3 separate regions of the Homo sapiens genome follow, and regions 1 and 2 are each linked to region 3. Evidence: chromatin loops called from intact Hi-C (ENCODE). Cell type or tissue: heart right ventricle. All regions are shown on one strand. Each heading gives the region's core, and the rest is flanking DNA. Links, peaks and the distances in the headings are about the cores only. Region 1 holds the start of ATP2A1 (ATPase sarcoplasmic/endoplasmic reticulum Ca2+ transporting 1). Region 2 overlaps LOC124903672 (a long non-coding RNA gene). Region 3 holds the start of NFATC2IP (nuclear factor of activated T cells 2 interacting protein).

Region 1 (10,060 bases), core at 2,523-7,522, 65 kb after region 3:
CAGGAGGCAGAGGTTGCAGTGAGCTGAAATCGCGCCACTGCATTCCAGCCTGGGTGACAGAGCAAGACTCCATCTCAAAAAAAAAAGAAAATGTCAAGCAGTGCTGCCACTGCCACAGCCACTACTAGCGAGCCAGGGGGAGGCCCCAGTGCTGGGTTTTGTTTTGTTTTGTCTTTTTTTTTTTTTTTTGAGATGGGGTCTTGCTCTTGTTGCCCATGCTGGAGTGCAGTGACATGATCTTGGCTCACTGCAGCCTCAGCCTCCTGGGTTCATGCAGTTCTACTGTATCAGCCTCCTGAGTAGCTGGGACTACAGGTGCCTGCCACCACGCCTGGCTAATTTTTGTGTTTTTTGTATTTTTTGGTAGAGATGGGGTTTCACCATGTTGGCCAGGCTGGTCTCTAACTCCTGACCTCAGGTGATCCACCCACCTCGGCCTCCCAAAGTGCTGGGATTACAGGCATGAGCCACCTCGCACAGCCTTTTGTTTTTATTTTGACAGAGACAGGGTGGCCCAGGATGGAGTGCAGTGGTGTGATCACAGCTCACTGCTGCCTTGACCTCCTGTACCCAGGCGATCCTCCTGCCTCAGCATCCTGAGTAGTCAGGACTACAGGCACTCAACAACATGCTCAGCTAGTTTTTAAAATTTTTTTGTAGAGACAGGGTCTCTTTATGTTGCTCAGACAGTGAGGGTTCTCTGTCTTTCCACTCACCTCCCCCTTGTTGCCTCTTCCTCCCCACGTCCCACCCCCATGCATCTTCCCACCCAGGCCAGCAGACCTGTCAGGATGGACTGGTCAACCCGCAGCGTGGTGGATTTGATGGCGAGGATTCGGATGTCTGCAGGGACTTTGTCCCCCACTGTGGAGAGAGTAGGGAAGAGGGAGGTCACTTGGGAATGGAATTTTCTTCCTTCCAAAGAAAAACCCAATCTGTGTCTGACTCGTTCTCCTCATCCATCCTTCAGGTCTCAGGGAGGCTCCCAGGGCTTGCATCAGGCCCTTGGCTTGAGCTCCTGAAGCTGGCAACCCCTCATCGTGACACCCATCCCTTCTGCCCCCGTGTCCACGGCGAGATGGAGTCTCGCTCTGTTGCTCAGGCTGGTCTTGAACTCCCACATCTCTTCCCACTGGCTGTGAGCCCTGAGAAGGGATGGGCAGGTGTACTGCTCAGCACATAGTACATGCTCAATAAATGCCCACTGAATGACTGGAGGGGAAATTAGGGACAGTCCAGCTGTAGGACAAGAAGCTATAATTGAGATTGGGAGACAGGAGTGAGAAAGGCAAGGAGGAAAGGCAAGGAAAGAACTCAGGGAAAACAGGGTGCATTAGAGAGAAGGGGTGTCGGGGTGAGAGAATGAAGTGGACAGCCAGGGAAGGCAAGGAGAAACGGGAAAATATGGAAATTGAGAAAATCGAGGGCAACCAAGAGGAACAGTGGAGGGCAAGGCAGGAGAGGAGTGAGCGGAAGGTATGAGTGGGCAGGACTCAAGGCAGCGGGGGGCACAGGGTGGTCATGGAGAGGACCACATATCGGGAACCTGACAGCCCGGTCTGAGCATCTCAGGGAGGCAGGGAGGCGGGGAGCCAGGGAGAGTGAGCTGGGGACATGGACAAGACAGGATGGGATGGGACAGGAGAGAAGCGGGGGTTGGGCAGGAAACAGGTGTGGAAGAGTGGGGCGGGCAGCACAGGCTGGAGAGTGAATGGGTGGAGGTGAGGCCAGGGAGACGCACAGGTGGGCTGGCAGGCCATGGAAACCACCTTGTCGGGGGGCTGGAGAGGTGGATGCCCAGCCAGACTCAGAGACCTTAGGAGGAGGCTAAGAATCTCCCAGGGCCGCTGCCTAATTCCGCACTGGTCCCACGGATGGTACTGGGGACAGGGTCCAATCGCTTTCCTTTCCCTCTGTTTCTAAGGATCCCTCCTGTGCCAGAGGAAATGGACCGAGGAGGGAGGAGGGAGGTCGGGATAGAGTCGGGCGGGACACCCTGTCACCCAAGCCCGCGTGATATTTATAGACATTCATGGCGCTGACTCCATGCTGTCACGGCGGCAAGGCTGCCCTGTGATGGGGCGCTGGGGTCTTCAGCCTGCCCTCACTCCCTCTGCCCAAGCTCCCTGGGGTGGTGATTCGGATGTCTGCTACAGGGAAGGAGGCCTCTGAAGAGCCATTCCCCCTGGCAGGGGCCTGGAGCTTCGGGAAGGCCTGCTCAGGGCAAACATAAAAACCGCTGAAGGGGGCAGAATCCCAGTAATCTTAGCCACCCGGCCCCCACCCCTCCCTGGCCAGGCATTAAGTGTCCCTTGCCGCGGGCGGGGCCCTCCTTGAGCTCCCTCCTCCCCGGTCGCGTGCTCTGTGCCAGGCCTGAGTTTCCCTTACATGGTCGGGGGCTCGAGCCTTCGGCCTCCCTCCTCCCTTCTGCCCTCGCTCCTTCCCCTTTGAGAGGCCTCAAGGGCACAGAGAGGTCAAGACTGAAAGCTGACCAAGCTTGGGGTGGGTGGAAGGAGGGGGAAGCCAGGCCCGGGAGGGGGTGGAGACGGGGCCATTGGCAGGGACCGGGTTCCACCTGTTGCCTGCGAGTGCAAGTGCAGGGTGAGAGGATGGGGAGCAGGGGGTCTGCCTGCAGCCTCAGGGACAGGACTGGCTGTTCCTGCTGAGACTCCGCTGGGGAGGGGGGGATGTGGCCGGAGTGGCCTGGGATGACCTTCTGAGGAGTCGGAAAGAGAAGCAGACTCCGTCATCCTCCTGGACACCTGGATCCGAGCCTGACCAGCCCCCGGCATCTCCTAGGCCTCAGCCCCAAGGCCTCCCATCCTGGACCAGCCGTCCCTGTCACTCACCAGCCACCTCCACGATGTCCCCAGGGACGATGTCCCGAGCCTTGATCCTTTGCACTGACTTGCGGTCAGCCCGGTAGACCTTCCCCATCTCTGGCTCATACTCCTTCAGGGCCTCGATGGCGTTCTCTGCGTTCCGCTCCTGAGGAGACAGGGTGGAGGAGGCAGGGTTATACACAGGAGGCAGAGTTATGGAGTTGTGGCTCCTGGCACGGGGGAGGCAACAAAACCCCACACAGGCAGGGGTGTGTGTATGTTGAGGAAACTGTCACCTACAGGTGAAAACAGGTGAGAGGGTTTTGGGGAGGGAACAAAGAAGAATCAAAGAAAATCAGGCCGGGCATGGTGACTCACGCCTGTAATCCCAGCACTCTGGGAGGCTGAGGCAGGCGGATCACTTGAAGTCAGGAGTTCGAGACCAGCCTGGACAACATGGTGAAACCCCGTCCGTCTCTACGAAAAGTACAAAAAAAAAAAAAAAAAAAAAAAAAAGCCGGGCGTAGTAGCACGCGCCTGTAATCCCAGCTACTTGGGAGGCTGAGGCACGAGAATCACCAGAACCTGGAGGCAGAGATTGCAGTGAGATGAGATTACGCCACTGCACTCCAGCCTGGGCAAGAGAACGAGACCCTGTCTCAAAAAGAAAAATCTAAATAAAAAATCAAAGAAAATCAGAGGCTGCCCTGCAGATGCTGTCCTGGACCTGTCAGCACCACAGACACAGGTGGCTCTGCTGCGCCTGTAACACTGGGGCAAAGAGAAAGTGCTATTTCTCTCTTTTTTTTTTTTTTGAGACTGGGTCTCACTCTGTTGCCCATGCTGGAGTGCAATTGTGCAATCTTGGCTCACTGCAACCTCCGCCTCCCCATTCAAGTGATTCTCCTGCCTCAGCCTCCTGAGTAGCTGGGATTACAGGCACCTGCCACCATGCCCAGCTAATTTTTTTGTATTTTTAGTAGAGATGGGGTTTTACCATGTTGGCCAGGCTACTCTTGAACTCCTGACCTCAACTGATCCACCCGCCTCGGCCTCCCAAAGTATGAAAGTGGCTATTTCTATCCTCAGTGTTCAGAAACCAGTGAGCACCAAAAAATGGCTTATAGCCTGACATTTCTTAAAACCAAAGCAAGGTAGCATTTGGGTTTTCACTTTGGAAATGACCTAAAAACAAAACAAAACAAAACAAACCAGGAAGCAGAGGACAGGACATGTAGGGGGTGGTCAGGTCAGTGGAAGAAGGAAATCAAGCTAGCGTCTATTGAATTCCTACTGTGTGCCAGGAACATGCATCATCTTAGTCGATTTCACACTGGATTGCTAGCCCCATTTTATGGATGAAGAAACTGAGGCTCAGAGGGATGAAGGAACTTGCTCAGGGTCACATAGCCAGGAAGTGACAGTGGGTCACAGTCTCCCACCTCTTCCCCACACTCCATCCCATTCCAGACCAGGGGATAGGACCAGAGGAAGAGGCAAGTATGGGGGAGGTGATGGAGGAGGAGGAGACTGGAGGGAGGGTTGGCCTCTTCTTCACTGTTGGGACATGAAGGGGTAAGGAAGGGTCAACGCTAACCTGCCAAACCCCCACGATGGCATTGGCAATGAGGATCAAGAGGATGACAAAGGGTTCAACAAAGGCAGTGATGGTCTCTTCACCTTCCTCAAACCAGGCCAGCACCTGGGGAGCAGGGGAAAGGAGAATGACAGGTAATGAGGCCCCAAAACAGATGGAGAAAGGAAGTGGACCACTGCAAAGGGGAGAACTGTGCAGGAGAGTGCAGGAGCCAGCAGGAGGGCCGGGCACCGTCGGGGCGCTGTGGCCCCACATCCGTCTGAGGGTCTGTCCATCCACTGCAGGTCCTGCCACCGCCTTACTCAGCGGGATGGGCGCGCACAGACTTGCACCACTTGGGGGATTAGCTGGGAATGCTTTCAGGTTTCCCTGACCAAGCTGCTGGCTTAGAAGCGAAGCTCAGGCCAACCCCCCGCACAGCCACATCCATCCCACGGGAGCCAAAACCCGAGAGGAAAAACCCTGTGGTCTTCGCAGGCGGTCTGGCCCCCGCAGCCCTCCCCCTCGGCCAAGGCAGGGAAGCTCCGGTTTCACGAGGGAGCCGGAGCGGGGATAGGGTTACGGGGCCTCCTGCGCGCGCCCCGCCCCAGCTGTTGCCACCGCCAGGCAGCAGGCAAATGTCAAGGAGCAAATCTGAGAAGGGAGAGGAGAGGCCCTGCCAGCTTGTGCTTAACGCGACGGGGCCTGCGTTCGGAGACCAAGGCACAGGGAGGCTTTCGTTGCCTCCAGAGTCCCCAGCGAGGCTCACATGCTGCGGAAGAACCCGCGACATGCAGATGGACCGCGGGATGGGGAGTAGCCCCCAGGGCGGGAGAGGAGGCAGAGCCCTGGAGATGCCCTGCGGGGGTGGGGGTGCCTAGGGAGCGCGGGGAAGGGCTAAGGCCAGGCTGGGCGGGTAATGAGGGATGCCAGTGCCCTCCCTGACCGGGCGCCGGGCTCCTTGGAGTCATCATCACACCGCCGCGCTTTCCCGCCACTAGGAGCGAGTCCTCCCCTCGACCAATCAGCGTCAGGAGGCTGGGGAGGGCGGGGCAGGGGCGCCGACGGGCGCGGGGATTGGTGGAGCGGCCGTCCGCCCGGCGCATGCCGGGAGTGGCAGTGGCCCCCCGCGCCGCAGCCGGCATCGCGGCGGGACCCGGAGCCCGGAGTTCGGGTGGGTAACCCGAGCTCTCCAAGCTCTTGAAGCCGCGAGGGTGGCTTAGCTTCGGTGTTTTGGCTGAGAACACCCTTAAAGCTTAAAATAAAACCTGCCTCTGGGGTGCAGGGGAGGAGAGAGGAGGACGCGAATCACACCCGCTGCTGCGCGCCAGCCCGCCCCGTCTGTACAATGGGATGCTCGGGACTCGGACGGGAGGATCCAGTGACTGCGAGCCCCGCATTCGCCCGATCCCAGCCTCACACCCCCAGCCAGCCCCCAGAGACCCTCCCACACTTACGAAGGAAATGCATGCGGCCAGGAGGAGAATCCGCACCAGGAGGTCTTCAAACTGCTCTATCACCAGCTCCCACAGGGTCTTCCCTGGGGGAGGAGGCAAGGGGAGGGCCCCGGGTTAAGGTCTAGTGGGTGAAGGTCTGGGATGGAGCGCCCTGGACTCCGGCCTGCAGTGGGGAGGCTCTAGGGTGGTGGGCAGACAGCTTGGTGCCCAGAGAAGGGCTAAGAAGCTCGCCTGGAGTCCAGAAACAGACTCGGCAAAGTGGGGGGCAGTTCAAGGGTTGGCTGCTTCAAGGAGAAAGCGCCTGGGAGACTTCTGCCCCGGACAGGACTCTAACCTTTAGGGAGGGAGATTTGCCTTTTGGGAAGGGATATTTGCTCAAAGAATCTAAAGAGGCAGGGAGGAGGGAGTGGGACAGGGCGGGGTGGGGGGTGGTCATTTATGAGAGTTCAGGGATTCCAGTAACTTACCTTCCTCAGCAGGGAGCTCTACCCAGGAAAAAGAAGAAAAGGACAGATTCATTTGGGGTTCAGCCTCATGCCCCCCACACCCAAGACTTTGTGGCTAAGAGAATCAGGCCACCTTGAGGTTCATCAAGTTCATCCCATTAAAACCTCCCAAAACTCTGGATCTCGGGACTCTGTTTTCTCAGTATCTTCTTCCCCCTGCGAGCATTGGACAACGGCCCAGCTCTTCCTTAAGAAACCCTGAAGGGAGAAACGCGTGCATGCGTGTGCGTGTGTTTTGGGGGTGCAGGAGGGCATTAATTACCAGCCGCTCTTCCAAGGGACACTTACCATTGAGGCCGTATTTCTCCAGATTCCGCTTAACTTGGTCCGGGGTGAGGCCCGTGGTCTCACTCACCCCAAAATAGGCCAAACATTCCTCCGTGGTTTTAGCATGAGCGGCCTCCATTGTGCTCCCTTCCTGGGGGCCGGGGCCGGTGTGTTCCTTCCAGGGGGTTCCCACTCGTGGGGGGTCTTCCTCAGTGTGTCCAACTGCCTGTCTGCCTGGGTTTCTTCTTTTTACTCTCCTGCCCCCTCCAGGTTTTTCTTCCCTCCACAAAGCTCTGACCCCCGTCCCACTTGAGCAGCCGGCCACCCCCCGGCCCCCAGCTGGTCCTTATGAGGGAGCAGGGGGAGGCCGGGCTCCCCCCTCCACCAGATCAGGGATTGGCTGGCTGAGACTCCAGCAGGAGGTGGTCAGAAAAGAGAGATATTTCTGCTGACAGAGGGGGAACAGTGGGGCTGCAGCCTGAGATGTCACTCATGAGGGACGCAAAGGTAGCCCCAGCCCCAGGGAAGTGGGGTAGGGAGAGACTTCACTTTCTGTCATCTGCTACTGACCCTGCCCCCCCATTGCCTCGACTTCCCCAGCTGCATTGAATTTCCCATTCCAAACTCATCCCCCCAGTTCTTCCCGGAGCCCTCTTCCATCCCCGGCCTCACCTGTCCCTTTCCTCACACCCCCCTTCCTGCCTCATCTGCCCGGAGCCTGTTTCCATTGCCGCAGTCTCCTTCCTCCTCACCCCATTTGCTGAAGCAGTGGCAGAGATACCCCAAGCCTTTGGGGGACTGATGAAGGGAGAACATCTTTTGGGGGCTAGAGGAAGTGAGTGGCTCCTAGAGGGACAAGGGGAAGTGAGGGGAGAGAGTCAAGGGGACAGGGCCGAAGATGGTAACCCTACCCTAGGGAGGGGTTGCCACAGCCATCAACAAGGGATTTAGTGTCCAGGCCCTGGTGAGCAAAGCCAGCACTGCCTGTCTCTCCCCAAAACTGCCCCCCCCCTTCCCCATCGCTCTAACTCAGCCTCTGGGAACAGAGCCCTGAGGGCCCCCCCATCCTGGATAGGGAATCCCCACCCCACCCCCAAGAAAATGGGACACCAAGGCAGCCAAGTAACCCAAGAGGCTACAGAATGTGCTGATGGCAGAGGGGGAGGGGTAACTGTCTCAGGATGGGGGCAGGGGTCACCCCAAGTCGTGCACTGAGGGTCACCTCATCCCACACTGTGCTCTAACCAACGGGGTTTCTGTGGCCAGCCCCAGAGGCCTGTGGTCTGCGCTGCACTCTGCCCTGCTGCATCTGTCCACGAGGGGAACAGGATCAGGCCCATGCTGTGTGCGTGCAGGAGCTAGGCAGACCCCACAGAAAGGTGTCGGGGCCTGGGGAAGCTGGACCAAGCAGGGGCTCCAGACCAAAGGAATGGGGAAGGGTGGACTTCTGGGGACAGGTCTGGGGGAAATAAGGACAGATGTCTAGACCTAGGGGGAAAGGGAGCAGAGACACAGAGCCACCAGGGTCAGAGGGAAGTCCGAGCAGCAGTGGGGAAGAGGGACAGCAGGGAGCCAGGTGGGCGGGGACCCCGGCGCTGGGTGCAAAGCCACAAGTTGTTGCTGAATGCTGGCCTTGGTGTCAGCTTCCTCAGAGAAGCAGCTGCTCTGAGCTGCCCCTCCCCACCCCTGCTCCAGGATGGGGGCGTCTCTTGGTTACCACCAGGGCAGCTGCTGGAGGAGCCGAGGGAGGGTACCAGGGGTGCAGGAAGGGGAGGACAGGCAGGCAGAAAGGCTGGATGAGAGTCAGGGTGAAAGGTCAGTGAGGGGAAGGGGCCTGGTGCCCTGGGCTCAAGTCCGTCCTCTGTCTAGGCCTGTTTCCTGAAATGAGCAGAGGCATGTGGACTTCCTAAGTGTGGCTTCTTAAGGCTGCTTTCCATTCTGGGGCTCAAACTCCGAAGCAGAGGACAGAATAGGAGACAGCAGAGCAAAGAAAAGGGAGGCCCCCACTTTTGGGGAGGGGGATGGCAGCAGGGGTGGATGGAACTTGAGGGTTCAGCCTCCCAGATGCATCCCTTCTGCCTGGACTTGGGTGAGGCGCGGCCTCCTGGGTGAGTTGAGGACAAGGTGCTCCTTCCTGCCTCCTTTTCACAGTTCCAACAAACCCCTCCCCTGAAGCAGAATCCTGCTGTGACCTGAGGGGAGTGGGGGACAGTGGGCTGAATTGGGGGTGCAGGAGAGCATTAGCAGCCTCTCTTCCAAGAGACACAGCCCCCGGCACCTCCACCCGGCCCAGCACCCACCGTCTCCGCTGGACTCAGGCTCACACCCGCCAAGGCTTTTGGCGCTGGCCGGCGTCTCCCCACCGGCACCTGGAGGAGTGACAGGGGCTACTGTCTTACAGCAGTGGGAATGCCCAAACATGGAGAGGGGCAGACGGAGAGATGGGCAGCTTCGAGGGAGTCGAGAGCCTGAGACAGAGGGCAGGGGGCAGGCTTGGCAGCACATTCCTGCCAACAGGCCTTTAAGGTTATTCATTTCTACCTCCCCCGGCTTCCCAGAGGGGGAAACAAGCCAGGGAGGGAAAGCCACCCGCCAGGAGCTGCAGAAGGGCTGCTCTAGGGAAGGCTGTGGGTGTGAACTGCCATGGAGGGAGGCTGAGCCAGAGGCGCCCTCGGGGATCCCTTCCCACAGGGGTCTCCACGCCCAGGGATGGAAAGTGATCCTCCTGTCACACCTGAGGGCTGGAGCTAAAAGCATGGGACACAGAGACACCCTGGCCAGTCCCTGATGAGTGCAGAACTTCGGTTTAACCATCTGTAAAGAAAGGCTTAGAGGGAAAGTCTCTCAGGCCCCAACAGCCAAGACATGCTGGTCTGAGGAGTGGGTGGGTGTCCTCGTCCCCCTCCCCTGCCCATCTTTGGAAGGCAGGTCCCTGAAGGCTGGCAGGGCTGGGGGAGGGGGAGCCTCAGAGCACCAGTTGCTGCTGGAAGATTAGGAGGGGATCAGGCCCTGCTTACCTCGGGGCACCACAGCCTTCACTGGCCATCTCACTAAGAACCCAGCACCCGGCTCTCCAAAGCTTCCCCCACTTTCAAGGCCGGTCCTATCCCCAGTCTCCTGAGGCCAAGGTTTGGGGAGCCCCAGAAATTAGAGCAAGCAGGAGAGCCAGCAGGCTTCCCTCGGCTAGCCCCCCGCCTGGGTGGCCTGGAAGCCCAGCTGTCTCCTGTCCATCTCCCTACAGGACACAAGGCCCAGAATAGCAAGGTCATGAGCGTGGGTAGGGCCTCCTGGAGGTGGGGGCTGAAGCTGAGGGGCATGAGGGTGTGGGCTCCTTGCTGCCTGGGCGGGGAGTGAGGCAGGATGCTGAAAGGCGGAGCTGGACAGTGGGGAAGGGAGAAGGCCGAGCTCAGCGGGTGGGATTCTTCAGCCCCA
Region 2 (10,060 bases), core at 2,776-7,775, 130 kb after region 3:
CTGAAGGCCAAAGTTCCGAGTTCAAAATCCTCCACCCGACCCTGCAATGAAGGCAGCTTCATTCATTCAAAATGAGTTGGGCATTGGAGTATTCAGTTAGTTGTTTTGGACACAAGGATAATTAAACTGCTTCCTGCTCTGGAGGAGTTCATGCTAGTGGTGAATTCAGAGAATTTGACGAGATCTAGTAGGTGAAGCACAGAGGACTACAAGAGCAAATGGGAGTGACACCTAATCTTAATCCAGTTTTGGGAGACCCAGATAAGGGACAGGAGGGCCGGGCGCAGTGGCTCATACCTGTAATCCTAACATTTTGGGAGTCCGAGGCAGAAGGATCGTTTAAGGCCAGGAGTTTGAGACCAGCCTAGGCAACAAAGTGAGACTTTGTCTCTACAAAAAAAAAAAAATTTAAATTATAAAAAAAAACTGATAAGAGGGCAGGGGGAGATGGGTTTCTAGGCAGGGAAATAGGATATGACAAACTAAGAAAAACTCAGCTTGTCCTAAGCATAAAATTAAAGGGGGGAAGAGGTAGCTAATCTGGGATCAGGTTTTAAAGGCTCCCAAGTCTTGTAAGAGACACGGACATTATCCTCAAAGCAGTGGGGAGCTTATTTAAGAAAGTGAAAAGAGGCTGGGCATGGTCTGTAATCCCAGTACTTTGGGAGGTTTGAGGTCAGGAGTTTGAGATCAGCCTGGCCAACATGGTGAAACCCTGTCTCTACTAAAAATGCAAAAATTAGCTAGGCGTGGTGGTGCATGCCTGTAATCCCAGCTACTCAGGAGGCTGAGGCAGGAGAATCACTTGAACCAAGGAGGCGGAGGTTGCCGTGAGCCCAGATCGCACCACTGCACTCCAGCCTGGGTGACAGAGCAAGACTCCTTCCCCCCAAAACAAACAAAAAAACAAGTGAAAAGAGGTCAGATTTGCATTTTTAAAGGTTTACTCTTTGCAACGTGGAGAATGGAGTGGAGCTGTTAAGTCCATGTGGTCTTAATCCCAGCGAAACTCTCAATGTCTCAATCTCTTCGCTCTAAATGTTAGCATTGGAACTCTTCCCAGCCCCTGCACCAAACACATGCACACCTAGCTACAACACTGCCTTACTTTTTGGGTAATAGTCCTTCGCCCTGCCTCGCTCCTGCCTTCAGATGTGCTAGTTTCCCCTCCTGTGTGCTCGCCGAGCAATTTATCCCACTGTATTCTAACAGCTCCTTTAATTCTGTCTTCCTGCTAATGTCAGCTCCCTAAGGGTTAGGATCTTGACTTATTTCTTGCTCTGCAGTACTCTAGCACACTGCAGGCACTCAATGAAATATCTGTAAGGTGAGTGGATCCAAATGATGTTTTTTTGTTTGTTTTTGAGATGGAGTTTTGTTCTTATTGCCCAGGCTGGAGTGCAATGGCGCGATCTCGGCTCACCACAACCTCCGCCTCCCGGGTTCAAGCGTTTCTCCTGCCTCAGCCTCTTGAGTACCTGGGATTACAGTCATGCACCACCACACCCGGCTAATTTTGTATTTTTAGTGGAGACGGGGTTTCTCCATGTTGGTCAGGCTGATCTTGAACTCCCGACCTCAGGTGATCCACCCGCCTCGACCTCCGAAAGTGCTGGGATTACAGGCATGAGCCACCACGCCCAGCCCAAATGGTGTTTTAAAGGTCATCATGTCTCCTGGGTTCCCTAACAAACACAGTCCAGCTTTTTCCTGGCATTACCTGGACCACCTGATGCCATGCCACCTCTCTACCCTCATTGACAGATTGTGAGCACTGAGCACTCTAACCCCCTTCCATCTACCCCATCCTGCTCCACACTCAAATTCTGAGTTTTAGCCCCATGAAACTTCTTTCTCCATAGCTTGCCTTGCCCTTGCTAGTGGCAGCTAATTTGCATGGGGTCTACAGCAACCTCAATTCTTGCCTCCTCAGAAGAAAGAATTCCACCAAGGGGCATAAGGCAGAGGGAGAGACAGAGGCAAGTTTTAGAGCAGGAGTGAACGTTTATTAAAAAGTTTTAGAGCAGGAATGAAAGGAAGTAAAGTACACTTGGAAGAGGGCCAGGCGTGAATGACTTGACAGATTCAAGTCCCTGGTTTGACCTTTGACTTGGGGTTTCATATGCTGGCATGCTTCCAGGGATTTACGGTTTGCATCTCTTCTCCCCTGATTCCTACCTTGGCATGGGCTGTCCACATGCACGGTGGCCTGCCAGCACTTGGAGGGGCCACAAGCACAGTGTGTTCAGTATACTGAAGTGCACATGCTCACTTAAGACGTTCTTCCCTTACAGATCTAGCATTCCTGGAGGAAGGGCATGTACCATTAAACTCCGCCATTTTGCCTCTTGGTGCATAAGCTTGAGCCCATTTACCCAACTTCTGAGATCTTATCGAGAAGCTGCTGATCATCAGTTTCAAGTGTTTTCCATCTATTTGGAGACTGCCTTTCCCTGGTGCTGGCTGCAACCAATTACTATTTTAGAGACAAGTTTAACAACCACCTGACCATCACCTGATGGTTGCCTAACATTCCTGGTGGTGGGGTTGGGGCAGCACTCCTGCCCCAACAATGGGAATGTTGTCTTATCGTGTGCAATTTAAAAATTATATCACTATGGCCAGGCTCAGTGGCTCACGCCTGTAATCCCAGCACTTTGGGAGGCCGAGGTGGTTGGATCGTGAGGTCAGGAGTTCGAGACCAGCCTGGCCAATATGGTGAAACCCCGTCTCTACTAATAATACAAAAATTAGCTGGGTGTGGTGGCTCACGCCTGTAGTCCCAGCTACTCGGGAGCCTGAGGCAGAAGAATCGCTTGAACCCGGGAGGTGGAGGTTGCAGTGAGCCAAGATCATGCCACTGCACTCCAGCCTGGATGACAGAGCCAGACTCCATCTCATAAAAAAAAAAAAAAAAAAAAAAAGAAAAGAAAAAGAAAGCAAACTTCAAAAGACTGTGCTACCTTTTGTATACTGTGCTACCTTTTGTATAAGGAAGAAGGGGAAATATGAAGACATAAATGTATCTGCAGGTTTTTGCCAAGAAAAACAAAGTATAAACCAGAAACTCATCAAATTGATTACCTGTGATGGGGGGATGGGGGAAAATGAGGATTGCTTGAGCTCAGGAGGTCCTGGCTGCAGTGAGCCGTGATCTCGCCACTGCACTCCAGCCTGAGCGACAGAGCGAGACCCTATCTCAAAATAAAAACAAAACAGACAGTATGGGGAAAATTGATAAATTTGGAATATAGACTACAAAGTATTGCATCCATGATAAATTTCCTGAATGTGTTATGACTCTACTGGAGATATGGAAGGATGTATTCTTTTTTGTGGTTGTTGAGACAGGGTCTCGCTCTTGTCACCCAGGCTGGAGTGCAGCAGTGGGGTCTTGGCTCAATGCAGCCTCCACCTCCCAGGCTCAAGAGATCCTCCCACCTCAGTCTCCCAAGTAGTTGTGGCTGGAACTATAGGTGTGCACCACCACGCCCAGCTAATTTTTTGTTTCTTGGTTTTTTTTTCTTTTGGTAAAGATGGGGTTTTGCTGTGTTGCCCATGCTGGTCTTGAACTGCTGGCCTCAAGCTATCCACCTGCCTCTGCCTCCCAAAGTGTTGGGATCACAGATGTGAGCCACCATGTCCGGCCAGGGTGTTTTTTTGTTTTGTTTTGTTTTTTGTTTTTTGAGACAGAGTCTCCCTCCCTCTTGTCACCCAGGCTGCAGTGCAGTGGTGAGATCCCAGCTCACTGCAACCTCCGCCTCCTGGGTTCAAGTGATTCTCCTGCCTCAGCCTCCCGAGTAGCTGGGATTACAGGCGTGTGCCACCACGCCTGGCTAATTTTGTATTTTTAGTAGAGAGGGGGTTTCTCCATGTTAGTCAGGCTGGTCTTGAACTCCTGACCTCAGGTGATCCACCCTCCTTGGCCTCCCAAAGTGCTGGGATTACAGGCGTGAGCCACTGCGCCCGGCCTAATTTTTGTATTTTTAGTAGATACGGGGTTTCACCACATTAGCCAGGCTGGTCTTGAACTCCTGACCTCAAGTGATCTGCCCACCTTGGCCTCCCAAAGTGCTGGGATTACAGGCGTGAGCCACCAAGCCCAGCCCAGGGTATATTCTTAGTAAATATATAAAGAAGTATGATGGGGCAACAGAGTGTGATAGATGCAACCTACTCTCAAATGTTTCCAAAAGGCCAGGTGTGGTGGCTCATGCCTGTAATCTCAGCACTTTGGGAGGCTGAGGTGGGTGGATCATTTGAGGTCAGGAGCTCGAGACCAGCCTGGCCAACATGGTGAAACCCTGTCTCTACTAAAATACAAAAAATTAGCCAGGCGTAGTGGTGCGCGCCTGTAGTTCCAGCTACTCGGGAGGCTGAGGCAGGGGAATCGCTTGAACCCGGGAGGTGGAGATTGCAGTGAGCCGAGATCTTGCCACTGCACTCCAGCCTGGCAACAGAATGAGTCTCACACACAAACAAGGTTTCCAAAAAAAGCATATATATATATATATATATACACATACACACACATATATATGTATAATATACACACAGAAAGAGAAAATGCAAATGTGGCAAAATATTAACAACTGGTGAATCTGGGTAAATGTTATCCTGACGTTCTAGACTTTCCTGGAAACGCTAGCCTTTTAACATCTCTGTACATTTGAAATTGTTTCAAAATAAAGAATTTGAAGCCCAGGCATGGTGGCTCACACCTGTAATCCCAGCACTTTGGTAGGCCGAGGTGGGCAGATCACCCGAGGTCAGGAGTTCAAGACCAGCCTGAGCAACATGGATAAACCCCATCTCTACTAAAAATACAAAATTAGCTGGGCATGGTGGCGCATGCCTGTAATCCCAGCTACTCGGGAGGCTGAGGCAGGAGAATCGCTTGAACCTGGGACACAGAGGTTGCGATGAGCCGAGATCGTGCCATTGCACTCCAGCCTGGGCAACAAGAGTGAAACTCTGTCTCAAAAAAAAAAAAGAATTTGCACATAAGTAGTAAAATTAGTTCAAAGCTTTTGGAAATATAAAAATAGTAAAAATTGGCTGGGCACAGTGGCTCACGCCTGTAATCCCAGCCCTTTGGGAGGCCGAGGCAGGCAGATCACGAGGTCAGGATATCGAGACCATCCTGGCTAACATGGTGAAAACCCATCGCTACTAAAAATACAAAAAAATTAGCCAGGAATGGTGGTGGGCGCCTGTAGTCCCAGCTATTCGGGAGGCTGAGGCAGGAGAATGGCGTGAACCCGGGAAGCGGAGCTTGCAGTGAGCCAAGACGGCGCCACTGCACTTCAGTCTGGGTGACAGAGCAAGACTCCGTCTCAAAAAAAAAAGTAAAAATTGTCCAGGCGCAGTGGCTCATGCCTGTAATCCCAGCACTTTGGGAGGCTGAGGCAGGCAGATCACTTGAGGTAAGGAGTTCGAGACCAGCCTGGCCAACATGGTGAAACTCCATCTCTACTAAAAATACAAAAATTAGCCGGGCCTGGTGGCAGGCGCCTGTAATCCCAGCTACTCGGGAGGCTGAGGCAGGAGAATCGCTTGACCCTGGGAGGTGGACAGAGGTTGCAGTGAGCCGAGATCATGCCACTGCACTCCAGCCTGTGCGACAGGTGGAGACTCCATCTCAAAACAAAAACAGAAAAAAACCCCAACAAACAGATGAATGGATAAAGAAAATGTGGTACATATATATAATGGAGTACTATTCAGCCATAAAAAAGAATGAGATCCTGTCATATGTGACAACATGAATGGAACTCGAGGTCATGATGCTAAGTGAAATAAGGTGGGCACAGAGACAAGCTTCAAAAGTTTTCACTTATTTGTGGGAGCCAAAAATGAAAAACAGTTGAACTCCTGGAGACAGAGAGTAGAAGGATGTTTACCAGAGATTGGGAAGGGTAATGGAGGCAGGGAAGGCAGAATGGTTAATGGGTACAGAGATATAGTTAGATAGAATAAATAAGATCTAGTATTTGTTTGTAATGACTTCTGGATTAAGCATTTTAAAAAAGATCTTAGCTGGGCGTGGTGGCACATGCCTGTAGTCCCAGCTACTCGGGAGGATGAGGCAGGAGGATTGCTTGAGCCTGCTGGGAGGTCAAGGCTGCAGTGAGCAGAAATCACGCCACTGCACTCCAGCCTGAGTAACACAGAGAGACCCTGTCAAAAAAAAAAAGAAAAGGATTAAAAAAATTACTTGATAGCACAACAGGGTGACTACAGTCAACAATAATTTATTGTACATTTAAAAATAACTAAAAGAGGGCCAGGCGTGGTGGCTCACGCCTGTCATCCCAGCACTTTGGGAGGCCAAGGCAGGTGGATCACTTGAGGTCAGGAGTTCGAGACCAGCCTGGCCCACATGGTGAAACCCCGTCTCTACTAAAAATACAAAACTCAGCCAGGTGTGGTGGTGGGTGCCTGTAATCCCAGCTACTCGGGAGGCTGAGACAGGAGAATTGCTTAAACCTGGAAGGCAGAGGCTGGGTGTGGTGGCTCACGCCTGTAATCCCAGCACTTTGGGAGGCCAAGGCAGGTGGATCATGAGGTCAGGAGTTCGAGACCAGCCTGACCAACATGGTGAAACCCCCGTCTCTACTTAAAATACAAAAATTAGCCAGGCATGGTGGTGCACGACTGTAATCCCATCTACTCAGGAGGCTGAGGCAGGAGAATCGCTTGAACACGCAAGGTGGAGGTTGCAGTGAGCCGAGATTGCACCATTGCCCTCCAGCCCGGGCAACAGAGAAAGACTGTCTCAAAACAAACAAACAAACAAACAAACAAAAAAACCTGGAAGGCAGAGGTTGCCGTGAGCCAGGATCTCACCACTGCACTCCAGCCTGGGCGACAGAGTGAGACTCCATCTCAAAAAAAAAAAAAAAAGGCTGATCATGGTGGCTCACGCCTGTAACCCCAGCACTTTGGGAGGCTGAGGTGGGCACATCACCTGAGGTTGGGAGTTTGAGACCAGCCTAACCAACATGGAGAAATCTCTACTAAAAATACAAAATTAGTTGGGTGTGGTGGTGCATGCCTTTAATCCCAGCTACTTGGGAGCCTGACGCAGGAGAATCGCTTGAACCCAGAGGCAGAAATTGCAGTGAACCGAGATCGCGCCATTGCACCCCAGACTGGGTGACAAAAGTGAAACTCTGTCTCAAAAAACAAACAAACAAACAAACAAAAAACCCTAAACTAAAATAGTTTAATTTGATTCTTTGTAACACAAAGGATAAACGTAGGAGGTGCTGGATACCACATTTACCCTGATGTGATTATTATGCATTGTGTGCCTGTATCAAAATATCTCATGTACCTTGTAAATATATACACTTACTACGTTCCCACAAAAAATAAAAATAAAAAACTAAAAAAAGAGATAGTTATCTTTCATACAAGGAAAGTTCTCACTGTTTCTCCAAAATGAGACTCACTGTCATAATGATCATTGCACCAGTTGCTGGCTATTTTAATTACTCCTCAAATTAAGTCATAGTCTTGAATGTTCTGCTACCTAAAGGCCGAATTGTAGAGCTAACCTCCAATAACTTGTATAAAAAATAAGAACGAGGAGAGAAAAAAAAGAAAGCTCTTTCCTCCATCTTCCCCTGCCACCAAAATGGCGCATATGACTGTCCCGGCTGATGCTCTCAAGAACATTGACAGGCTGGGTGCTATGGCTCATGCTTGTAATCCCAGCACTTTGGGAGGCTGAGGCAGGCAGATCATGAGGTCAAGAGATCAAGAACATCCTGGCCAACATGGTGAAATCCTGTCTCTACTAAAAATACAAAACTTAGCTGGGCGTGGTGGCGCACGCCTGTAATCCTAGCTACGCGGGAGGCAGGGGCAGGAGAATCGCTTGAACCCGGGAGGCAAAGGTTGCAGTGAGCCGAGATCGCACCATTGCGCTCCAGCCTGGTGAAAGAGGGAGACTCCGTCTCAAAAAGAAAAAAAAAAAAAATAGAACATCAACAATGCCAAAAAGAGAGGCAAAATGCCAGGTACCTATTAGGCCATTCTCCAAAGTCATCGTCCAGTTTCTAACTGTGATGATGAAGCATGGTTACATTGGCGAATTTGAAATCACTGATGATCACACAGCTGGGAAAATTACTGTAAACCTCACAGGCAGGCTAAACGTGGGATCAGCCCCAGATTTGATGTGCAAAGATCTAGAAAAATAGCAGAATGATCTGCTTCCATCCCGCCAGTTTGGTTTCATTGTACTGACCACCTCAGCTGGCATCATGGACCATGAAGAAGCAAGACGAAAACACACAGGAAGGAAAATCCTGGGACTCTTTTTCTAGAGATGTAACACATATTTACAAATAAAATGCCTATGGACCAAATAAAAAAAAAAAGATGGCTAGCATGTACAAATAAAGACATGAATATATTATGCAAAAAGGGGCCAGGTGCGGTGGCTCACGCCTGTAATCTCAGGACTTTGGGAGGCCAAGACGGGCGGATCACTTGAGGTCAGGAGTTTGAGACCAGCCTGGCCAACATGGTGAAACTCCATCTCTACTAAAAAATACAGAAATTAGCCAAGCATGGTGGCACATGCCTGTAATCCCAGCTACTCGGGAGGCTGAGGCAGGAGAATTGCTTGAACCCGGGAGGCAGAGGTTGTAGTGAGCTGAGATTGAGCCACTGAACTCCAGCCTGGGCGACAGAGTGAGAGTCCATCTCAAAAAAAAAAAAAAAAAAAAGCAAAAAGGAAATATGACAAGCTTCCAAGATCCTCAGTTCTGTAATTGGTCATGAGCCCATAATTGGTAACTATGTTCCCTTCTGTAAGTATCCAAAAATCCTTGGGCTCCGATAATTGGGCTTTTTACCTGGTAGGATGAGGCAAAGCTTCATTCCTAAAGGGTCCGCATTGTCCTGCCTTCTTTTAGTTACCACAGTTTTTCAGTAACATGTATTATTGGGCATAGAAATAGTAAGAGGCACTCCAGAGAAACCCGGGATTCAGACACACCATCCTTACCCCCATGGTGTGGCAGCAACCCAGTTTCCTCCTGGTCATAAGGATCAATAACTCCAGCCAGTAGAGTAACCCCATTTTCTGCGGTTGGTTCAGTGGCCTAAAAAGTCCAACATGACCAGGTGGCAGTCTCATTTTCCAATTCAATGGTATCATTGTTGTGTCCCTGATGGAAGAATTCCTCCCTTGAGGACTAAGTCTTCCAAGTCAGCAGAGCTCAAACTTACCAAGACAGGAAACAAAAAATCTGCAAGTGGGTTATTTGGTAGAATAGTGAGACTGGGCGAGGTGGGAGGATGGTTTGAGGGCAGGAGTTTGACAACAGCCTGGGCAACATGGCCAGAACCTGTCCACGCCCCCACCAAACAAAAAGAAATACAAAAATTAGCCAGGTGTGGTGGCACGCACCTGTAGTCCTAGCTACTTGGGAGGCTGAGGCAGGAGGATTGCTCAAGCCCAGAAGTTCAAGGCTGCAGTGAGCCATAATTGCACCACTGTACTCCAGGCTGGGTGACAGAATAAGACTTTGTCTTTAACAAACAATTTTTTGATCAGGTGTGGTGGCTCACACCTGTAATCCCAGCACTATGGGAGGCTGAGACAGTCAGATTACTAGAGGCCAGGAGTTTGAGACCAGCCTGACCAACATGGCGAAACCCCATCTCTACTAAAAATGCAAAAATTAGCTTGGTGGCCAGACGCGGTGGCTCATGCCTGTAATCCCAACACTTTGGGAGGCCAAGGAGGTTGGATCACGAGGTCAGGGGTTCAAGACCAGCCTAACCAACATGGTGAAATCCTCTCTGTACTAAAAATACAAAAATTAGCCTGGCGTGGTGGCGCATGCCTGTAATCCCAGCTACTCAGGAGGCTGAGGCAGGAGAATCACTTGAACCCGGGAGGCAGAGGTTGCAGTGAGCCAAGATAGCGCCATTGCACTCCAGCCCCGGGGACAAGAGTGAAACTCCATCTCAAAAAAAAAAAAAATTAGCCAGGCGTCAGCTGGGCACAGTGGCTCACGCCTGTAATCCCAGCACTTTG
Region 3 (10,060 bases), core at 3,409-8,408:
CAGAATTTCCTCATCGCTGTCGGTGACCAAGTCCACAGACACTACGTCCAGCGTGCCCCGGGATGGAGACCGCTGGGCCCGAGGACGCCGGCCCCGACCGCCCCAGCCGCCCCGACCCCCTCGGCCGGCACCGCTACCTCCGGACCAGCGGCCCCGCTTCCCCACAGGCTCCGCCATGGCACACTTTCCTCCACAACACACGCCCGCCTCCTCTCGCCTCGCCCCGCCCCCTTCAGCGACTTTCGCCTTGCATTGGACAAACAGCCTGCTCGTCAGCAACTCTTCGCGCCCCACGCGCGGGATCCGCCTTCCCGCCTTTTCATTGGTCTCTGTACCCGCTCATCATGCGCCCACCTCTGAAACCAAGGCGCCAAAGATTCCAATCACCTCGGCACAATCACCGTAGCTTTCGATTCAGTCGGCCTCACCCATTGGCTGGGCCACCTCTCCACAGACGAGCCTCTCCCGGACCCGCCCAACCAAGACAACCGTCTTCCGGCTTGGTTAGTCGCAGGGCATCCTGGGAAATGTAGTCCTCGAGCGGTAAGGTTTCCGGGAGAAGGAAGGCGGGCCTGGAATTCCCTGTGGAAACCGCGGATTTAACCAGGCGCGGTGCCTCACGCCCGTAATCCTGGCACTTTGAAAGGCTGAGGCGGGCAGATTGGTTGAGCTCAGGAGTTTGAGACCAGCCTGGCCAATGTGGCGAAACCGCGTCTCTACTAAGAATGCAAAAATTACCCGGGCGTGGTGGCACCCCTCTGTGGTCCCAACTACTCAGGAGGCTGAGGTGGGAGTTTCGCTGGAGCCCGGGAGGCGGAGATCGCACCACTGCACCCCAGCCTGGGTGACAGGGCGAGACCCTGTCTCAAAAATGCTTTAAAGAAATAATAAGGCTGGCCGCGCGCGGTGGCTCACGCCTGTAATCCCAGCACTTTGGGAGGCCGAGGCAGGCGAATCACGAGGTCAGAAGTTCAAGACCAGCCTGGCCAACACGGTGAAACCCCGTCTCTACTAAAAATACAAAAATTAGGCGGGCGTGGTGGCGTGCGCCTGTAATCCCAGCTACTCAGGAGGCTGAGGCAGGAGAATTGCTTGAGCCCGGGAGGCAGAGGTTACAGTGAGCCAGATCCTGCCGCTGCACTCCAGCCTGGCCGACAGAGCGAGACTCTCTCTCAAAAAAAGAAAGAAAGATAGAAATAATAAGGCTGGGCGTGGTGGCTCACGCCTATAATCCAGCACTTTGGGAGGCCGAGGTGGGCAGATCACCTGAGGTCAGGAGTTCGAGACCAGCCTGACCAACATGGTAAAACCCTGTCTCTACTAAAATACAAAAATTAGACAGGCGTAGTGGCAGGCGCCTATAATCTCAGCTACTCGGGAGGCTGAGGCAGGAGAATCGCTGGAACCCAGGAGGCAGAGGTTGCACTGAGCCAAGATTGTACCACTGCACTCCAGCCTGGGCAACAGAGTGAGACTCCATCTCAAAAAAAAATCTTATGTATTTATTTATTTTTAAATTTTATTTTATTCATTTATTTAATTTTATTTATTTATTTATTTTGAGATGGAGTTTCGCTCTTATTGCCCAGGCTGGAGTGCAATGGCTCGATCTCGGTTCACTGCAACCTCTGCCTCCCAGATTCAAGCAATTCTCGTGCCTCAGTCTCCAAGTAGCTGGGATTGATTACAGGCGTGCACTACCATGCCCAGCTAATTTTGTATTTTTAGTGGAGATGGGGTCTCACCATGTTGGTCAGGCTGGTCTTGAACTCCTGACCTCAGGTGATCCACCCCCCTCCGCCCCCGCCTTGGCCTCCCAAAGTGCTGGGATTACAGGCGTGAGCCACTGCGCCCGACTATTTATTTTATTTTTTTCTTTTTCTTGATTCGGAGTTTTGCTCTGTTGCCCAGGCTGGAGTGCAATGGTGCGATCTCAGCTCATTGCAACCTCCACCTTCAGGGTTCAAAGGATTCTCTTGCCTCAGCTTCCCGAGTAGCTGGGATTACTGTTGCCTGCCACCTTGCCCAGCTAATTTTTGTATTTTTAGTAGAGACGGGGTTTCACCATGTTGCCCAGGCCGGTCTTGAACTCCTGACCTCAAGTGATCCACCTGGCTCGGCCTCCCAAAGTGCGGGGATTACAGGTGTGAGCCACAGCACCCAGCCTGGCATATGTAAATCTTCATGATGGCTACATAAGCCACTTGCCAGTCTCCAAATTCAGGAATTCAAGGACCTGGGAGCCCTGACGAAATGCCGTCGTCAAGGCAGTTAGCTCTCTTGTCTCCCATTTCCCCTAGGAGGGAAAAGCTTGGCTTCAGTCTTGCTCCAAGATGCAGGCTACCTCCTGTCCTAAAGATATGAAAAGTTTGTGTCTACTCACCCCTACCATACAAGCCAATTCAATAACACAGGTGGTCACCCCACTTACCATCATAAAGTTAGACTGGGGCCAGGCGTGGTGGCTCACGCCTGTAATCCCAGCACTTTGGGAGGCCGAGGCGGGTGGATCACTTGAGGTCAGGAGTTCGAGACCAGCCTGGCCAACATGGTGAAACCCCATCTCTACTAAAATACAAAACAAAATTAGCTGGGCATGGTGGTGTGCGCCTGTATTCCTAGCTACTTGGGAGGCTGAGGCAGGAGGATCAGTTGAACCCAGGAGGTGGAGGTTGCAGTGACCCGAGATCGAGCCATTGCCCTCCAGCCTGGGAGACAGAGCCAGACTCTGTTGCAAAAGAAAAAAAAAAAAGCCAGGCGCGATGGCCCATACCTGTAATCCCAGCACTTTGGGAGGCCAAGGCGGGCGGATGACAAGGTCCAGAGATTGAGACCATCCTGGCTAACACAGTGAAACCCTGTCTCTACTAAAAAATACAAAAAATTAGCTGGGCGTGGTGGCGGGCGCCTGTAGTCCCAGCTACTCGGGAGGCTGAGGCAGGAGCATGGCATGAACCCAGGAGGCGCAGGTTGCAGTGAGCCGAGATTGCACCACTGCACTCCAGCCTGGGCGACAGAGCGAGACTCCGTCTCAAAAAAAAAAAAAAAAAAAAAAGGCTGAACTATGTTTGACTAAAGGTGTTGTCACGTCCTCTTACGTGAGGACTAGTCATTGTTTATCTTGAAAACATGGTATTGCAACCACCCCTATAAACTTGAGAAGAAGGGAGAGGGAGAAATGAAAAGAAACCAAACTTGCGGTGCACTCAGCATTGATCTCAGGGCAGCTGCTCCCTGACCTGCTTCCCCAAAGCCATCTGGTGCCTGTTGCCCCACAGTCACACAGCCCCTGTCAGAAGATTATAGTTCCCCTTAACTGCTCTTGAATCACGGCTTGGACATTACATTAGGTGTTCCCTTTGAGATATTCCTTCAGGTCTTGATGGAACTACTGATTCAGCTGACCTGAAGGACCCCACAAGGAGCTGACTCCCCGCAAAATGCAGCTTCTACACCCTGACAATTTCATCCCCCTTCCCAACCAATCAATGACCCCAATATTCCAGCCCATCACTCCCCACAAACCCCTTAAAAGCCCAGCCCAGAACTCCCTGGAGAGAGATTTGAGGGTCTCCTCCCATCACCTCGCTCGGCACCCTGCAATCATTAAACTCTCTCTGCTGCATCCCCACCGTCTCAGAGTCACAGAGCTGTGACTGCACAGTGGGCATATGAACCTGCAGCTCCTGTAACAATATGGAATTTGAAATTTTATCTTGAAAACAGGATAATGGTTTACACCTGCTTGGCTGTAATGAAGGATATTTCTTTTTGCCTTTGCAATCTTTTACCAGATTGCCAGTGATGTGCATCACATTCTAACTTAATGCTTATTCAAGCCGGGTGCAGTGGCTCACGCCTCTAATCCCAGTACTTTGGGAGGCTGAGGTGGTTGGATCACCTGAGGTCAGGAGTTCGAGACCAGCCTGGCCAATATGGTGGTGTATTTTTCTACTAAAAATACAAAAAATTAGCCAGGCATTGTGGTGGGCACCTGTAATCCCAACTACTCCGGAGCCTGAGGCAGGAGGATCACTTGAACCCGGGAGGCAGAGGTTCCAGTGAGCTGAGATTGTGCCATTGCACTCCAGCATGGGCAACAAGAGTGAAACTCCATGTCAAAAAAGAAAGAAAAATTATGCTTATTCAATAATAAAACCAGCCCGGGCATGTTGGCTTATGCCTGTAATCCCAGCACTGGGAGCCTGAGGTGGGAGGATCACTTGAGGTCTAGGGTTCAAGGCCAGCCTGGGCAATATAGCAAGACCCTGTCTCTACAAAAAGTAATAATAATTAGTGGGTGTCGTGATGCACACCTGTAGTCCTAGCTACTTGGGAGGCTGATTGAGCCCAGGAGTTCAAGGCTGCAGTGAGCTATGATCTCACCACTTCACTCGAGCCTGGGCAACAGAGCAAGACCCTCTCTCTAAAAATAAATAAATACATACAATTTAAGGCCAGGCACAGTGGTTCACGTCTGTAATCCCAGCACTTTGGGAGGCCAAGGTGGGAGGATCACTTCAGGCTGAGCGTTAAGACCCGCCTAGGCAATATAGTAAAACCCCCAACTCTACGAAAAATAATAATACATTTTAAAACTTTTTTTTTTTTGAGATGGAGTTCCACTCTTGTTGCCCAGGCTGGAGTGCAGTGGCACAATCTTGGATCACTGCAACCTCCACCTCCCGGGTTCAAGCGATTCTCCTGCCTCAGCCTCCTGAGTAGCTGGGATTACAGACATGCGCCACCACGCCTGGCTAATTTTTTGTACTTTTAGTAGAGATGGAGTTTCACCATGTTGGTCAGGCTGGTCTCGAACTCCCAACCTCAGGTGAGCCGCCCGCCTCAGCCACCCAAAGTGCTGGGATTACAGGCGTGAGCCATCACGCCAGGCCCATTTTACAACTTTTTAACCAAAAATAATAATAAAACTGTTTTCTGTCTCTACTACCTTTGTGGAGAAGTTTGTTGGGTTTAGATATTTTGTTTCTTAATTATATTTCCCAAACACACTCGCCAACACCTCCTACCAACAATATTGTGCACCTCAGAGACTACACGCCCTCCACACATCCACAGCGTTGGCAACTCCTGCACAACATATATCCCAACACAACACAAACACGCCCCTTCAACACTTCACTCTTCCCACTTTGCCTCCAACCGTATAACCACCTGCCGCCTCACACTTACGTCCCACGCCACACGTCGCTCAGGATACCCACACCGCACACACCCAATACCACATGCTGCTCACACCCACGGTGCTCACAAAACTCGCGCCTCATACATCCACGCAGAACGGCATGTCCACCTCTGCCCTAGTCTCATCCCATACGCCTCCATCCCAACCGCGGCACCGATGTCCCCTGCAGGCGCCCCCCGCTGGACCAGCATGCATTTCCCTTCCCCGTGCAGACTCCGCCAAGGTCAGGACTGCAGGCGCACAACAGCCAGCAGGTGGAGCTGTTTTCCAGGAAACGGAGGCTCCTGGACTCCACCGACTTCCCAGCCCCAGGAGGCCTTCAGCCTCTCTCTGTAGCCAGGCGGCAGGCCAGTCTTGGGCGCTCCCGGGAAACCACTGCAAACCGCAAGCAGGAGGTGGCCCTGAGAGTCTAAAATTTTCAAGTCTCCTTTCCCCAAACCTTGCTCAAGAGCTGAAAGTGCACCTGTAAGTCCCAGCTACTAGGAATGCTTGAGATGGGAAGATTGCTTGAGTCCAGGAGCTCAAGGCTAGCCTGGGCACACATAGCGAGACCTCATCTCTGTTTTTTGTTTTTGTTTTTGTTTGAGACGGAGTCTCGCTCTGTTGCCAGGCTGGAGTGCAGTGGCGTGATCTCGGCTCACTGCAACATCCGCCTCCTGGGTTCAAGCGATTCTCCTGCTCAGCCTCTCAAGTAGCTGGGACTACAGGCGTGTGCCACCAGGCCCGGCTAATTTTTGTATTTCTAGTAGAGGCGGGGTTTCACCATGTTGGCCAGGATGGTCTCAATCTCTTGACCTAGTGATCCACCCGCCTCAGCCTCCAAAAGTGCTGAGATTACAAGTGTGAGCCACCGTGCCCAGCCAAGACCTCATCTCTTAAAAAAAAAAAAAATTATTTTTTGGCCAGGCGCAGTGGCTCACGACTGTAATCCTAGCCCTTTGGGAGGCCGAGGTGGGAGGATCACTTGAGGCCAGGAGCTCAAGTCTAGCCTGGGCAACATGGCAAAACCCCTTCTCTACCAAAAAATACAGAAGTTAGCCAGCCGGGTGTGGTGGTGCACGCCTATAGTCCCAGCTACTAGGGAGGCTGAGGTGAGAGAACTACTCAAATCCAGGAGTTCAAAGTTACGGTGGGCTATGATTGTGCCATTACCCTCTAACCTGGCCTAGCCTAGCCTAGTGAGACCCTGTCTCAAAATAAATAAATAAATAAATAAATAAATAAATAAGATGTCAAATAATAAGAGCTCATGCTTGAGTCCTTGCTAAGCCACTGTTGTATGCTTTACGTGTCATTTAAGACTCATTGATAATGTCCTCATTTTCTGAATTACTATTTCATGGTCTATTTTACAGACCAGGAAATTGCAGTTCAGAGAGCTTAAGCCATGTAGCTGGAAAGGGGTGGAGCCAGGATTCACATAAACCCAGCTAGTCTGGGCCAGGCACAGTGGCTTATGCCTGTAAACCCACCACTTTAGGAGGCTGAGGCAGGCGGATCATCTGAGGTCAGGTGTTCAAGACCAGCCTGGCCAACATGATGAAACCCTGTCTCTACTAAAAATACAAACAAACAAAAAAAATCTAGCTGGGCAGCTGGGCTTGGTGGTGTGTGCCTGTAGTCCCAGCTACTCAAGAGGCTGAGGCAGGAGAATTGCTTGAACCTGGGAAGTGGAGGTTGCAGTGAGCCAAGATTGCACCACTGCACTCCAACCTGGGTGACAGAACCAGACTCCATCAAAACAAACAAACAAACAAACAAAAAACAGCTAGTCTGATTCCAGGGCACTTGGTGGGAGGCAGCACACCTCTGTCCCAACCTCAACTTCCTGGGAGACTCCCCAAAGTGGCAGAGCCCACAAGGGTGTCTCCTTCCTCTGCACCCCAAATGCGTAAAGTACCCATCACAGCACTTCCCACAGCCCTTCATTCACTCTTCCTCCTCCTTCCCCACTCATTCCTTGACCCTTCTCATCCCCCAGCTGGGGAGCAGGGGCACAGAGATGACTTGGACATGGATCCGATCCCAGCAAGACAGGATGTGTTCTTTTTGTTTTCTATTTTTTGAGACAGAATCTTGCTCTGTCACCGAAGCTAGAGTGCAATGGCGCGATCTCGGCTCACTGCAACCTCCGCCTCCTGGGTTTGAGCAATTGTCATGCCTCAGCCTCCCCAGTAGCTGAGACTACAGGCACAAGCCACCATGCCTGGCTAATTTTTGTATTTTTAGTAGAGACAGGGTTTCACCATGTTGGCCAGGCTGATCTCGAACTCCTGACCTCATGATCCACCCGCTTCGGCCTCCCAAAGTGCTGGGATCACAGGTGTGAGCCACCAAGCCTGGCCAGCAGGATATTTTCACCAGGAGTCACAGGCTCAGGTGCTTCAGACAGGCAGGAAACCAAGATGAATGAGGCAGGCTGGGAAAAAAGGTAATAGGGAACAGCAAGGATTACAGCCATGTGAGAGCTTATTTTAGCTGAAGCTTAAGGTAGGGGATTATGGCAATGTGAACAGCTGGTGGGGAGCAGACAAATGCTGCACCAGATGATCTGGATTTTTTTTGGAGTCTCAGAGACTTGTGTTCAAGATGCAAGCATAAAGAAGTACTAGAGGTTTGTATTCCAAATGCATGCATACACTAAGCAAAATATAATGAGGAGTGCTGCTTTTTTTTTTTTTAATAGGTAGCTAAGCTCAAAGGGAAGACAGAATCTTCTTGGTTCCAGAATAAGGAGGAAAATCAAAGCCACAGTGGTGGGGGCAGTGGGGACAGTGAAGTCAAGCAGCCTGTGGGAATGCAGGAATCCCCTACGATTGGCATTTTAACACCCACATGGGGGCCGGGCAAGGTGGCTCACGCCTGTAATCCCAGCACTTTGGGAGGCCGAGGCGGGTGGATCAGGAGGTCAGGAGTTCAAGACCAGCCTGGCCAACATAGAGAAACTCCCCCCGACCCGCCACCGTCTCTACTAAAAATATAAAAAATTAGCCGGGCATGGTGGCAGGCACCTGTAATCCAAGCTACTCAGGAGGCTGAGGCAGGAGAATCGCTTAAAGCCAAGAGGCAGAAGTTGCAGTGAGCCAAGATCACACCATTACACTCCAGCCTGGGCTTTAATCCCAGCACTTTGGGCTTTGGGAGGCTGAGGTGGGTGGATCACTTAAGGCCAAGAGTTCGAGACCAGCCTGACCAACATGGAGAAACCCCGTCTCTACTAAAAATACAAAAATTAGCCGGTATAGTGGCACGTGCCTACAGTCCAAGCTACTCAGGAGGCTGAGGCAGGAGAATCGCTTGAACCCAGGAGGCGGAGATTGCAGTGAGCTGAGATCGCACCTCTGCACTCCAGCCTGGGCAACAGAGCAAGACGTCATCTCAAAAAAAAAAAAAAAAATCCATCCCCAGGCCCTGGCTCACAATGTAGAAGCGAGCCGCCTGAGAATGAATGGAAAAAGCCATCCAGGCACTCAGAACCCCAAAGCTAACCAAAGTATAGGCTTGGAGTTAGCCCAAACCTCTGGTGCAGAAACCTGTTCTGAGGAACTCATAAATAAAATGGTCAGAATCTTGTGCAGCCTGTAAGACTGTGGCAGGAGCCAAAGCAAGCCGGCCCCAGAGGTTGTCAGTGGGGCCCCAGGAACCCATGAGGCTGTCACAGGCAGGAGAAACATAAAGAAGTCAAAGACACCTTCCGTGAAATCAAAGAAATCTTCCATGGGGACTTCCATTCTCATGGCTCATGGGGTCACCATGGAAGGTTTTTGTTGTTGTTTTGAGACAGAGTCTCGCTCTGCTGCCCAGGCTGGAGTGCAGTGGTGCCATCTCGGCTCACTGCAACCTCCGCCTCCCGGATTTAAGCAATTCTCCTGCCTCAGCCTCCCGAGTAGCTGTAATTACAGGCGCCTGCCACCATGCCCGGCTAATTTTTGTATTTTTAGTAGAAACGGGTTTCGCCATGTTGGCCAGGCTGGTCTCGAACTCCTGACCTCAGTTGATCCCACCTGCCTTGGCCTCCAAAAGGGCTGGGATTACAGACATAAGCCACTGTGCCCTGCCTCCATGGAAGGTTTCTTTGACTTCTTTTACATGCCATGTAAAAGTAATAGTAACTACAGCATGCCTCCGCCTTAATGGGATTTTATAGCTGAGGCAGTGGAGGGTCAGGTTAAGTTGCCTAAAGTCAGTTAGCAATTGAAGTATTTAATTTATCTGTGCCCCAATCTCCTTAGCTGTAAAATAATAATAATTTTTAGTGTACTTTCCTCATAGGACAGTGGTAAAGATAAAATGAGTCGCCACCTGGAGAACGGTACGATGCCTGGCACATCGTAGTAATGTTAATACAGATGAAAGAAGTTTTAGGGGCTGGGTGCCTGTAATCCCAGCACCCTTGGGAGGGCAAGGCAGGCAGATTGCTTGAGGCCAGGAGTTGCAGTGAGCTATGATCAAGCCACTGCACTCCAGCCTGGGTGACAGAACAAGACTCTGTCAAAAAAAAAAAAAAAAAAAAAAAGGCCAGGCGCAGTGGCTCACGCCTGCAATCCCAGCACTTTGGGAGGCTGAAGTGGGTGGATCACCTGAGGTCAGGAGTTCGACATCGGCCTGGCCAACATAGTGAAACCCCGTCTCTACTAAATATACAGAAATTAGTCGAGTGTGGTGACACATGCCTATAATCCCAGCTACTCAGGAGGCAGAGGCAGGAGAATCGCTTGAACAGGGAAGAGAGAGGTTGCAGTGAGCCGAGACAGTGCCACTGCACTCCATCCTGGGTGACAGAGCGAGACTCCGTCTCAAAAAAAAAAAAAAAAAAAAAAAAAAAAAGATGAAGTAAGTTTTACATGCTCAGAG

What was found. Peaks named below come from ENCODE experiments on the same cell type or tissue, not always from the same donor. Only the 100,000 strongest peaks of a DNase experiment are listed, where the experiment ranks them.
Region 1: a loop joins it to region 3, with 3 times the contacts of the local background. A loop is called at or near these places in 51 of 110 quality-filtered maps.
Region 2: a loop joins it to region 3, with 4 times the contacts of the local background. A loop is called at or near these places in 51 of 110 quality-filtered maps.

The regions. Positions count from the first base shown.
Region 1 is chr16:28,875,379-28,885,438 of GRCh38, reverse strand. It overlaps ATP2A1 (ATPase sarcoplasmic/endoplasmic reticulum Ca2+ transporting 1), which reads right to left and starts at 6,951. Exons shown (of 23, transcript NM_004320.6): 1 at 6,650-6,951; 2 at 6,323-6,340; 3 at 5,856-5,938; 4 at 4,420-4,524; 5 at 2,850-2,988; 6 at 784-864. The coding sequence starts at 6,767. It overlaps ATP2A1-AS1 (ATP2A1 antisense RNA 1), which reads left to right and starts at 5,518. Exons shown (of 2, transcript NR_046290.1): 1 at 5,518-5,897; 2 at 6,335-6,482. RefSeq lists enhancers at 1,459-2,268, 5,792-6,565, 7,811-7,900, 7,911-7,980 and silencers at 5,302-5,651, 5,672-5,721. In heart right ventricle, for the core only: no CTCF peak of the experiment used is centred there; a DNase peak (open chromatin) is centred at 5,438; H3K4me3 peaks cover 1,749 bases; H3K27me3 peaks cover 475 bases.
Region 2 is chr16:28,812,256-28,822,315 of GRCh38, reverse strand. It overlaps LOC124903672 (a long non-coding RNA gene), which reads left to right. Exons shown (of 2, transcript XR_007065042.1): 2 at 2,295-3,225. It also overlaps the pseudogene RPS15AP33. Among named protein-coding and RNA genes, the nearest start is that of ATXN2L, 5.7 kb to the left of the region's middle. RefSeq lists an enhancer at 1-38. In heart right ventricle, for the core only: no CTCF peak of the experiment used is centred there; no DNase peak of the experiment used is centred there.
Region 3 is chr16:28,941,129-28,951,188 of GRCh38, reverse strand. It overlaps NFATC2IP (nuclear factor of activated T cells 2 interacting protein), which reads right to left and starts at 252. Exons shown (of 8, transcript NM_032815.4): 1 at 1-252. The coding sequence starts at 177. RefSeq lists a silencer at 57-156 and enhancers at 1-376, 396-930. In heart right ventricle, for the core only: CTCF peaks have their summits at 5,240 and 5,451 (motif pointing right); a DNase peak (open chromatin) is centred at 5,458; H3K4me3 peaks cover 845 bases; H3K27ac peaks cover 584 bases.